2 separate regions of the Homo sapiens genome follow, and region 1 is linked to region 2. A link is a contact called in ENCODE Hi-C or POLR2A ChIA-PET data. All regions are on one chromosome and are shown on one strand. The core of a region is the stretch at or near the end of the contact, and the rest is flanking DNA. Distances in the headings are between cores, read along the strand shown.

What was found. A loop is a pair of places that touch in the nucleus more often than their neighbours do. ChIA-PET counts read pairs that join two places held with the same protein, here RNA polymerase II (POLR2A). Pooled maps may share reads with other maps.
Region 1: a loop to region 2 is called in a pooled map, with 4 times the contacts of the local background. The contact joins the promoter of CBR3 here to the promoter of PIGP in region 2. A Hi-C loop is called at or near these places in 6 of 50 pooled maps. POLR2A ChIA-PET finds 5 or more read pairs at or near these places in 3 of 52 experiments (H1, SK-N-SH and activated CD8-positive, alpha-beta memory T cell).

Annotation. Positions count from the first base shown.
Region 1 is chr21:36,131,764-36,136,328 of GRCh38, forward strand. It overlaps CBR3 (carbonyl reductase 3), which reads left to right and starts at 3,316. Exons shown (of 3, transcript NM_001236.4): 1 at 3,316-3,718. The coding sequence starts at 3,430. It overlaps CBR3-AS1 (CBR3 antisense RNA 1), which reads right to left. Exons shown (of 3, transcript NR_038893.1): 3 at 4-1,311. It also overlaps the pseudogene MEMO1P1 and the pseudogene RPS9P1. RefSeq lists enhancers at 2,671-3,478, 3,479-4,285, 4,121-4,290 and silencers at 3,301-3,370, 3,801-3,970.
Region 2 is chr21:37,071,209-37,075,693 of GRCh38, forward strand. It overlaps PIGP (phosphatidylinositol glycan anchor biosynthesis class P), which reads right to left and starts at 1,863. Exons shown (of 5, transcript NM_153682.3): 1 at 1,792-1,863; 2 at 1,226-1,329. The coding sequence starts at 1,307. It overlaps TTC3 (tetratricopeptide repeat domain 3), which reads left to right and starts at 2,046. Exons shown (of 46, transcript NM_001330683.2): 1 at 2,046-2,265. RefSeq lists silencers at 1,334-1,613, 1,854-2,173, 2,394-2,453 and an enhancer at 1,761-2,055.

The DNA of each region.
Region 1 (4,565 bases), core at 2,066-4,565, 940 kb before region 2:
AAAAAGGTGGAAGCTTTTTAATAAAGAAATTGCATTTATAAATGATCTGTATTAGAATATAATAAATCTCCAGTTATAGTCAATTACTACCCATGTTGTACAACAGATACCTTCTATTTTAGTTGCTAATAAAGGGCTACACAACTCAAAATAAATAAATAAATAAATAATTTAAAAAATAAATAAAAATAAACTGAATGAAATTGAAAACATATCAATGTGAGATGCCACTAAAGTCATACTAAAAGGGAATTTACACCACTTACTGCCTACATTAGAAAAGAAGTCTCAAATCAATGCAAATCAATGACTTCTGCCTTTACAGTAAGAAACCAGAAAAAGAGCAAATAAAATCCAGTAAGCAGAAGAAAGGAAACAAAGATCAGAACAGAAATTAATATAATCAGGAAAAGAGAGAGAGAGAGAATCATTGTAACCAGAAGTTTGAGGAAAATCAAATCAATTGGTAAACCTCTAGCCAGACAGATCAGAAAAAAACACGAAAGACACAAACCAGTCTCAGAAATGACAGGTAGCATCATTACCAACATTAAAAGGATAAGGGCATGTTAAAAGGATAAGGGTATCAATAGAATCAACACCTTAGATGAAATATATAAAAAATTTGAGCTCTTTCTCAGTGACCAGGGCCTGTGCTTAGGCATAGACGGGCAAGTGGAGCCAACATGCCAGCGGCCCAGAGCTGGGTTTGTTGCCAAACTTATGTGACCCTGCAGAGACCCTTCGAGAAACCTCATCTCGACCAAAAGCTAAAGCTGATTGGTGAGTATGGGCTCCAGAACAAATGTGAGGTCTGGAGGGTCAAATTTACCCTGGTCAAGATCCATAAGGCCGCCCGGGAGCTGCTGACGCTTGATGAGAAGGACCCACGGCGTCTGTTCGAAGGCATTGCCCTGCTGCAGTGGCTGGTCCGCACTGGGGTGCTGGATGAGGGCAAGATGAAGCTGGATTACATCCTGGGCCTGAAGATCAATGATTTCTTAGAGATTCCTACAGACCCAGGTCTTCAAGCTTGGCTTGGCTAAGTCCATCCGCCACGCTCATGTGCTGATTCAACAGTGTCATATCCGTGTCCGTGAGCAGGTGGTAAATATCCTGTTCTTCACTGTCCGCCTGGATTCCCAGAAGCACATTGACTTCTCCCTCTGCTTCCCTATTGGGGTGGCCAACCCCAGCCACGTGAAGAGGAAGAATGCCAGCAAGGGCCAGGGTGGGGCTGGAGCCAGAGATGACGAGGAGGAGGAATAAGCCTGCTTGTCCCCTCCTGGGCTGGTGGATTGTCTAGTTTTCCTGCCAAATGATAAAACAGGATCAATGCTTTATTTAAAAAAATAAAATTATGAAAAACAGAAATTAAGGTCACTCAAGAAGAACTAGGCCAGGCACGGTGACACAAGCCTGTAATACCAGCACTTTGAGAGGCCAAGGAGGGAGAATCGATGTAGCCCAGGAGTTCAACCAGTCTGAGCAACACAGTGAGACTCCCATCTCTAAAAACAAATAAAAATAAAATAAAATAAAAAATTATCCAGGCAGGCCGGGTGTGGTGGCTCACGCCTGTAATCCCAGCACTTTGGGAGGCCAAGGCGGGTGGATCACGAGGTCAGGAGTTCGAGACCAGCCTGGCCAACATGGTGAAACCCTGTATCTACTAAAAATACAAAAATTAGCTGGGTGTAGTGGCAGCGCCTGTAATCCCAGCTACTCAGGAGCCTGAGGCAGGAGAATCGTTGGAACCCAGGATTCGGAGGTTGCAGTGAGCCAAGATCGTGCCACTGCACTCCAGCCTGGGTGACAGAGCAAAACTCCGTCTCAAAAAAAAAAAAAAAAAAAAAATTATCCAGGCATGACTGTGGCACACTTGTAGTCCCAGCTACTAGGGAGGCTAAAGGGGAGGATCACCTGAGCTCAGGAGACTGACGCTACAGTGAGCCACGACTGCAGCACTGCACTCCAGCCTGGGCGACAGAGAAGACCCTATTAAAAAAAAAAAAAAAAAAAAAAAAAACAGAAATAGAAAGCCTAAATAGCCCCATATCCTTAAAACAAGGTTCCAAATGATCTTTTTTTTTTTTTTTGAAAAGTCTCACTCTGTTGCACAGGTTGGAGTGCAGTGGTGCAATCTCGGTTTACTGCAACCTCCGCCTCCCGGGTTCAAGCAGTTCTCCTGCCTCAGCCTCCTAAGTAGCTGGGATTACAGGCACGTGCCACCACACCCAGGTAATTTTTGTATTTTTAGTAGAGATGGGGGTTTCACCATGTTGGTCAGGCTGGTCTTGAACTCCTGACCGCGTAATCCACCCGCCTCAGCCTCCCAAAGTGCTGGGATTACAGGTGTGAGCCACCGCGCCCGGACCAAATGATCTTTAGGAGAAAAAAGAAGGAAATACTGGGGGAGGCACAGTAGGAGATCACAGCAGGGGCCCACCTCCGGAACCTCAAGTAAGGACTTGAGAGAGAAGGTAGAGTCAGAGTAACAGAGACACAGGCGGGTTAGCCAGCTCTGCATGGAAAAGGCTGAGTCGTGATGATGTCATGGTTCTCCCCAAATCTCAAAGTCACTGATCAAACAACTCAGTTTACACTGAAGACGATGGATGAGACTCTAATTTTGTGCCCACAGCTTGACACACCTTTGGGAATTTGGTTTAACTTTCTTTGCCGGTACACAGATCTGTGAGAACATATGATCAATCCAGATCTTTATAGATCTATATCCTCCCTGGACAAACCTAAATGCAGACACTTTTAGCACCCGTAGGAGTTAGGTAGGATTAAATAAAAACATTCCCTCCCACTTGGGGGCACATTCACTGGGAATCCCAGAGCGATGTCGCCTGCCCACACCTGCTAAGTGCGCTCACAGGGCATCTAGTTCCCTCTCTTGAGTTCCTTTTAAGCAAGCAAGGCAACCTATGTCCAGAGAAGCAGTTACTGTGTCTAAGTAAGTCACTGCATCTTAGGAAAAAGCAAACATTCGCATTTTGCAGTGCATGATGGGCGCACACCCAAGAAAATTACTCAGCACTTGTTTTTCTCACTTTGGGGTTTTCCCAAAATAATTTCTTCAGTCCAGTTGCCAAGAATCTGGAGCCCCCGACTGACCCATCAAGGTCCGATTTGGCTTCGGACACCTCGCAGATCACCCCGCGGCTCAGAGCCCGGATCCTGAAGGGCGCAGCGTGGGCAGGGGGCGGGCCCGGGAGTTGGAACAGAGGGCACAGACGGCCCCTCCTCGGAGGGGAGGGACCGGAGCCGGGGCCTTTTTCTTTAAGACTCGCAGCACTGGATCCCAGAACTTAGTCTGCGCGGCGGCATTGACACTAGCTGGGCTCCTCGGGGCGCGCCCCAGGTGGTCCGAAGCCCGGTCCGCCCTCCACGCAGGTGCCCCGCGCTCCCCGCTCAGCCATGTCGTCCTGCAGCCGCGTGGCGCTGGTGACCGGGGCCAACAGGGGCATCGGCTTGGCCATCGCGCGCGAACTGTGCCGACAGTTCTCTGGGGATGTGGTGCTCACCGCGCGGGACGTGGCGCGGGGCCAGGCGGCCGTGCAGCAGCTGCAGGCGGAGGGCCTGAGCCCGCGCTTCCACCAACTGGACATCGACGACTTGCAGAGCATCCGCGCCCTGCGCGACTTCCTGCGCAAGGAGTACGGGGGGCTCAACGTACTGGTCAACAACGCGGCCGTCGCCTTCAAGAGTAGGTGCAGGGCTTGGGTTGGGGCCCCCTGGAGCGCTCCGAGGGTGCGGAGGTGGCCAGCCGCAGGCTCCCCACCCGTCCACTTGAGTGACCGAGGAGGGTGGCGCCGACCCCTAGGGATGCGCTCAGCCCACGCCTCCCGCGAGGCGGTTTTCGCTTTCCGTGATTCGCTGAGCCCCAGGCGGGCCCGGGCGACAAACAGCGCGCCCCGCCCGCCGGCCTGTGAGGGCCTGTGCGCGGCCCGGGGCCCTCCCCGAACTGTCAGCCGCTGTTGTGTGCAGGAAAACTGGCCTCCTGGGAGGGGGCAACGCCCTGCTAGAGTTCATCAGCTTTCCTTCCAACGCGAGAAACATTTTCTCTGCAAAGAAACGGTCTCCGCTCGCTTTGGGCTTTCGCTTTCCTTGAAAGGGCGCATTCATAGATGCCCGGAGGCATTTGCTCGGGAAAGGAAATGAATCGCTAAAACAGGATTAGCGCGCGCTTGCCCTTGGTGGACTTGACAATTTGTGTAATGCAGAGCTTTGATAGGCTCTGGCAAAAAGGAAGCGAGCCTTCTCGTTCCCCCACCCCCGCCCGGGGAGCTTATGTTTGTTATAAAATACGTGCGTGTGGTCTTAAAAGCATCTTCCTTAAGGAGAGGGGCGGGGATCAAGAGATTGCTTATTCTAACTACTACTGAAGAAAATTACAGGAGGGCGCAGTGGCTCACGCCTGTAATGCCAGCACTTTGGGAGGCCGAGGCAGGAGAAACGCTTGAACCTGGGAGGCAGTGAGCCGAGATCGCGCCACTGCACTCCAGACTGGGAGACAGAGCGAGACTCCGTATGAAAAAAAAAAAAAAGTTACT
Region 2 (4,485 bases), core at 613-3,112:
ACGTGCTTTACATAAATTACCCCCGTTAATCCTCACAACAGTCAGAAGAGGCAGCAGAGTGAAGTCAGCCAGTGTATTTGGGTTCAAATTTAGAAGGCTTTTATTTAGTAGCTTTGCAATCTTGAGCAAGTTACTGAAACCACAGGATGCTCATCTTTAAAGGACAGTAATAACAGAACCTACCCCATAGAACTGTTTCATGCGTCATAAGCATTTAATAACCATCATTATCACTACCCTTTTACAGATAAGGAACCTGAGGCTCAAAAAATTTGCTGAGGGTCCCAGCTCACATGGCTAATCTGTGGAGGAGTCAGAATTCGAACTCAGTTGTAACTTCTTCACTTCACTTCAGTTTTAATAGCCTGGCCATTACATTCATCTGCAAGCTGTGCTGATGGTGCAGGCTGATATATTTTAGTTAGGGTTCAGAAGTACTACCACTCCTCCACTTTCCTGGTTTCCAAACAGTTGCAGAACGTTGGATCACGGGCACTCAATTTTCTCCCTTTTGTGTGCCTCAAAATTCTCAAATCATTTTGGGGAGAGACTTGGGACTTGCTGTGTGAGTGGGCATATTAGTGTCTTAGTGAGCATCAGTCTCCTTATCTGTAAAATGGAATGTTATGGGGTTAAATTAAGGGAGATCCAGGACGCAAACGACACACCTTTCAACCCGACTTCTCTGGCCTACTTCTCCTGTTCCCCAGATCCCGCAGGGCACACTGGTGACATCACAAGCTCCTCGGGTCCAAACCCTCTCACGCCCTCATTCAAGGCCTTTCCACTTCTTCCCTCCCTCTTACTCTTTCCTAATCAGCATCAGTGCCAGGGGGAAAGGCCTCTGTAGAAAGCCTTGACTTTCCAGTCTGGTTTCAATGTCTCTCCACCGTGCTCCCTGACACTCATCACACTGAGCATTAACTGTAGATTTACCCATCTGTCTCCTCCACAAGACCACGACCTCCTTAAGGGCAGGGACCAGGCTTTATCCACTTTGCCATCGCGTCTGGTGCTGTATAAATATTTGTAGAGACTAAAACCTCCTAGGCTAGTGCTGGCACACGGAACACTCAGCAAACACGAGATCCCTTCAGATTTTCTTAAAAAGAGACATAGGGAGAAAGAATCAACAGTTCATGTGTGCACAGTCTAACCAATGTATTCTTCCCTTGTCACTGAACGCCAGAAAAAGCCCCTGGCCATCCATCAGGAAAGTACTTACTGAAGCCAAATTGGGAGCTTAAGAAAAGAACAAAGCCATAAATCGCTCTTTCTGGCAATGGCGACGGTGAATTTTCCACCATTTTTCCTGGGGCTTTAGACAATCTGTGGAAAAGGAACACAATCAGCGTCAGCGATGTGCTCCGTGGCACCATTGATCCATTCTCGCCTCCTCGCTCCGCCGCGGGTACGGCCCCCGCCGCGCAGAACCGCCTCCCGCGCCTCCGTCCGCAACCCGCGCCCCCGCCTCGAGCGCATACAGACACCCAGGCTGGCGCGCGCCCCGCAACAGAAGGGGTGGCGGAGGATAGGGCAGGGAGGGGGGTTCTGGGGCGATAGACGCGCGCTCCAGCTCTGCAAGCGTGGCCTCCCTGTGGGAGGGGAGGGCAGGGAACAAGGCTCGCGCGGCGCCCACCAGCATGCGGGCCTACTAGGTCGCGGCGCCCAGGCCCCGGGCCCTGCCCATTCGTGGAGACTTCTATTTCTCATTCGAGGCGGGGTATGGGGGGGCCCTCGACCTCGGGTCCTTCATACGCCCACCCAGGCCCCTCCCGACACCTCGGCCACCTCAGCGCTGAGTTCTCCGCGCAAGCGCCGACTGGGGAGCCGCAGTGGGGAAGAGGAAAACCTGAGGGAAAGGCCTAGGCGCGACGGCAACCCCCACCCTGGCGCAGGCGCACAACGACCCTCCCCGGGTGGGAGCCAGCGAGCGCGGGGGCGGGCGTGATCCCGCGGCTCGCGACGGCGAAGGAGGGGGCGGTGGGGTGCGACTGCGCACGCGCGCTGCCAGCCCACGTGACGCACCTCGCTTCAACGCCGCCACCCGCTCCCTCCCGCCGTCGGCTGACGTGGAGGGCCGGAGGTGGCGGCGGCGGCGGCGGCGGCTGCTGCTGCTGCTGCCCGCGTCCGAGGCTCGCGGGCGGCGGGCCCGGGTGAGTGCACACCCGGCGCGCTGCCGGGCTCCCGGATGTGTCACCTTGTCCCGCTGCAGCCGAGATGCCGGGGGAGCGGGGCCTTCCACACCCCCTCCGTGGGTGTGTGGTGAGTGTGGGTGTGTGCGCGTCTCCTCGCGTCCCTCGCTGAGGTGCCTACTGTGTCTGCATGGGTTGGGTCCCGCGCGATGAGGGGGTGTGGCCGCCATTGCCTACCCCAGTGGGTTTGCCCCCTTGGTCTGGTGCCCCTTCGCGAGCGAGGCCCTGGGATGCCGGTGCGAGGGTGTGAGTAGTCCCTTTGTGCGCAACCCCCCGCTGCCCGTGCCTCGGCCGGTGCGTGGCTGACACCTCCGCTGGGTGGAGGCGCTCGCGTGTCGCCTCGTCGCCCCTTTTGTGTCGGTGTCCGCGCTCCCTGGCGGCTGCGTGGGCGCTCTCGGCCTTGCAGGTGGCCCCCCTTTGTGTTACTGCCCCTGTCTGTGGGCTGCGCGTCCCCTAGCGCGCGTGGCCGCGCCTTCTGCAATTGCGACCCCCGCCTAGAGCCTTGCTCGCGCAAGTGTGCGTCCTTGCGTGTCTCCGAGTGACGCAGAGTGTCTGCGCATGGGTCCTGTTGAGTGCGTGATCTCTTGTGTGCGGATTTAATTCTGTCGAGTGGGTATCTCTTGTGTGCAGGTTTCGTTGGTGAGCGTGAACGTTCGTGCACACCCCTTGCTGTGTGTGCGTGTCACGACTCTGTTGCCACCTGTTTTCGTGTGAACTGGCAGTCCAGTCCAGGGCCTGTCCCCACGGAACGGACCCAGGAGGGGGGTAACCTCGCCGCTCCCCTCGCCCCCGCGCCTCTTTCTGAGCATTCTCTCCCACAGACGCTAATGGGAAGGGGGGTGGACAGGATCGAGTCTGGCCAGCTGCTCCGCAGTGTTGACGCTGCCAGTGTGGCCTCTTCAGCCAGCCTGTTCAGGAGACAGAATAGGGGGATCAAAGATAAAAAATGAAGCCGAGACGTAGGTGAATTTGGGCTGGTACCAGTGCGCCGTGCCTTTTCCAGTGGCGCCCTGGACGCCAAAACCCCCTCAGTTGCAGAGACCTTTCAAAATATATGCACTCTCCTACTGGGCGATGCGGTCCTTAGGCGTTCTTGATGATATTTAATGGTTTATAGAGTATTTTATGGCATTCACCTAAATCTCTTTCCATTTTGCCCAAGATCCTGGCGAGGGAAACAAGGTAGAAATTTTACAGATTTTACTCCTCCGGAGAGAGCCTTTTCCTTATAACTACGACTCTAGTTAGGACATTTTTTGTTGCAAGAAATTTGCGATTTATCCTAAGGAAAATGGGATATAGTATAAGGATACCTAGGGTAAGAAACTTCAAACCCCTTAGAGACCCAGCTACTGCTCCGATTGCTCAAGGTTTCGTGCTCTGCGCTCAAGGGCTGCGTTTTGGTGTCTTTGTTCTGCCCAATTTTCTTATTGTCTAATTTTCCTTTTTTTCTTTTAATTTTTGGAATATTTCAGATATCAAATACAGAGGGGGAGCTAACCAATCCATGATTCAGATTTTACAGACGTGATTATTTAATCTTTTGCCAAATTTACTTCAGATACTCTTTTTTTTTAAAGAAATAAAATTGCTCTCAGTTCCTTCCCCTCCTTTTCTAGAGATAGCCACTGCGTTGAGGTTTGTGTATATCTTTACTTTGCATATTTTATACTTTGATCAAGGTGAATCCATACACAATATATATTATTGTTTGTTTTTAAACTTTAATGGCATTAAAATATACATGCCTTTTTGCAACTTGCTTTTTTTTTTTTTGCTCAGCATCATATTTTGAGGTTTATATATGAACAAATTGAATGATTGTGTTATCTTTGGTTCATTCATTTTAATTGCTGGTATAGAATTGCGTTGTATGAATATACCATATTTATTTATACATTCCCCTGTTGATAGACTTTGAACTTGTTTCAGTTTTTGACTCTTAAAAACAGTCCTGCAATAAATATCTTTGTACTTGTCTGCTTGTGCACACATTTGGAAGTTTCTGTAGGAAGTACACCTAAGTAGTAGATTTGCCGGATTGTAGGCTATGTGCGTCTTCAATTTAACCAAGTATCACAGAAGCTCTCGAAGTGGTTGTACCAATTTTCACTGTCACTGGTGTTGAGTGAGAACACAATTTCCTCACAACCCTGCTAACACTTTATGTTATGAGACTTTACATTTTTGCCATCTCTTTACTGACCAGCTTCCTTATGACTTTTGGTTGCTGCTAAATTTGCTTGTAGCCACCTTGGCTTCTCTTGTAGCCCTGTGTCAGCCTATGGAT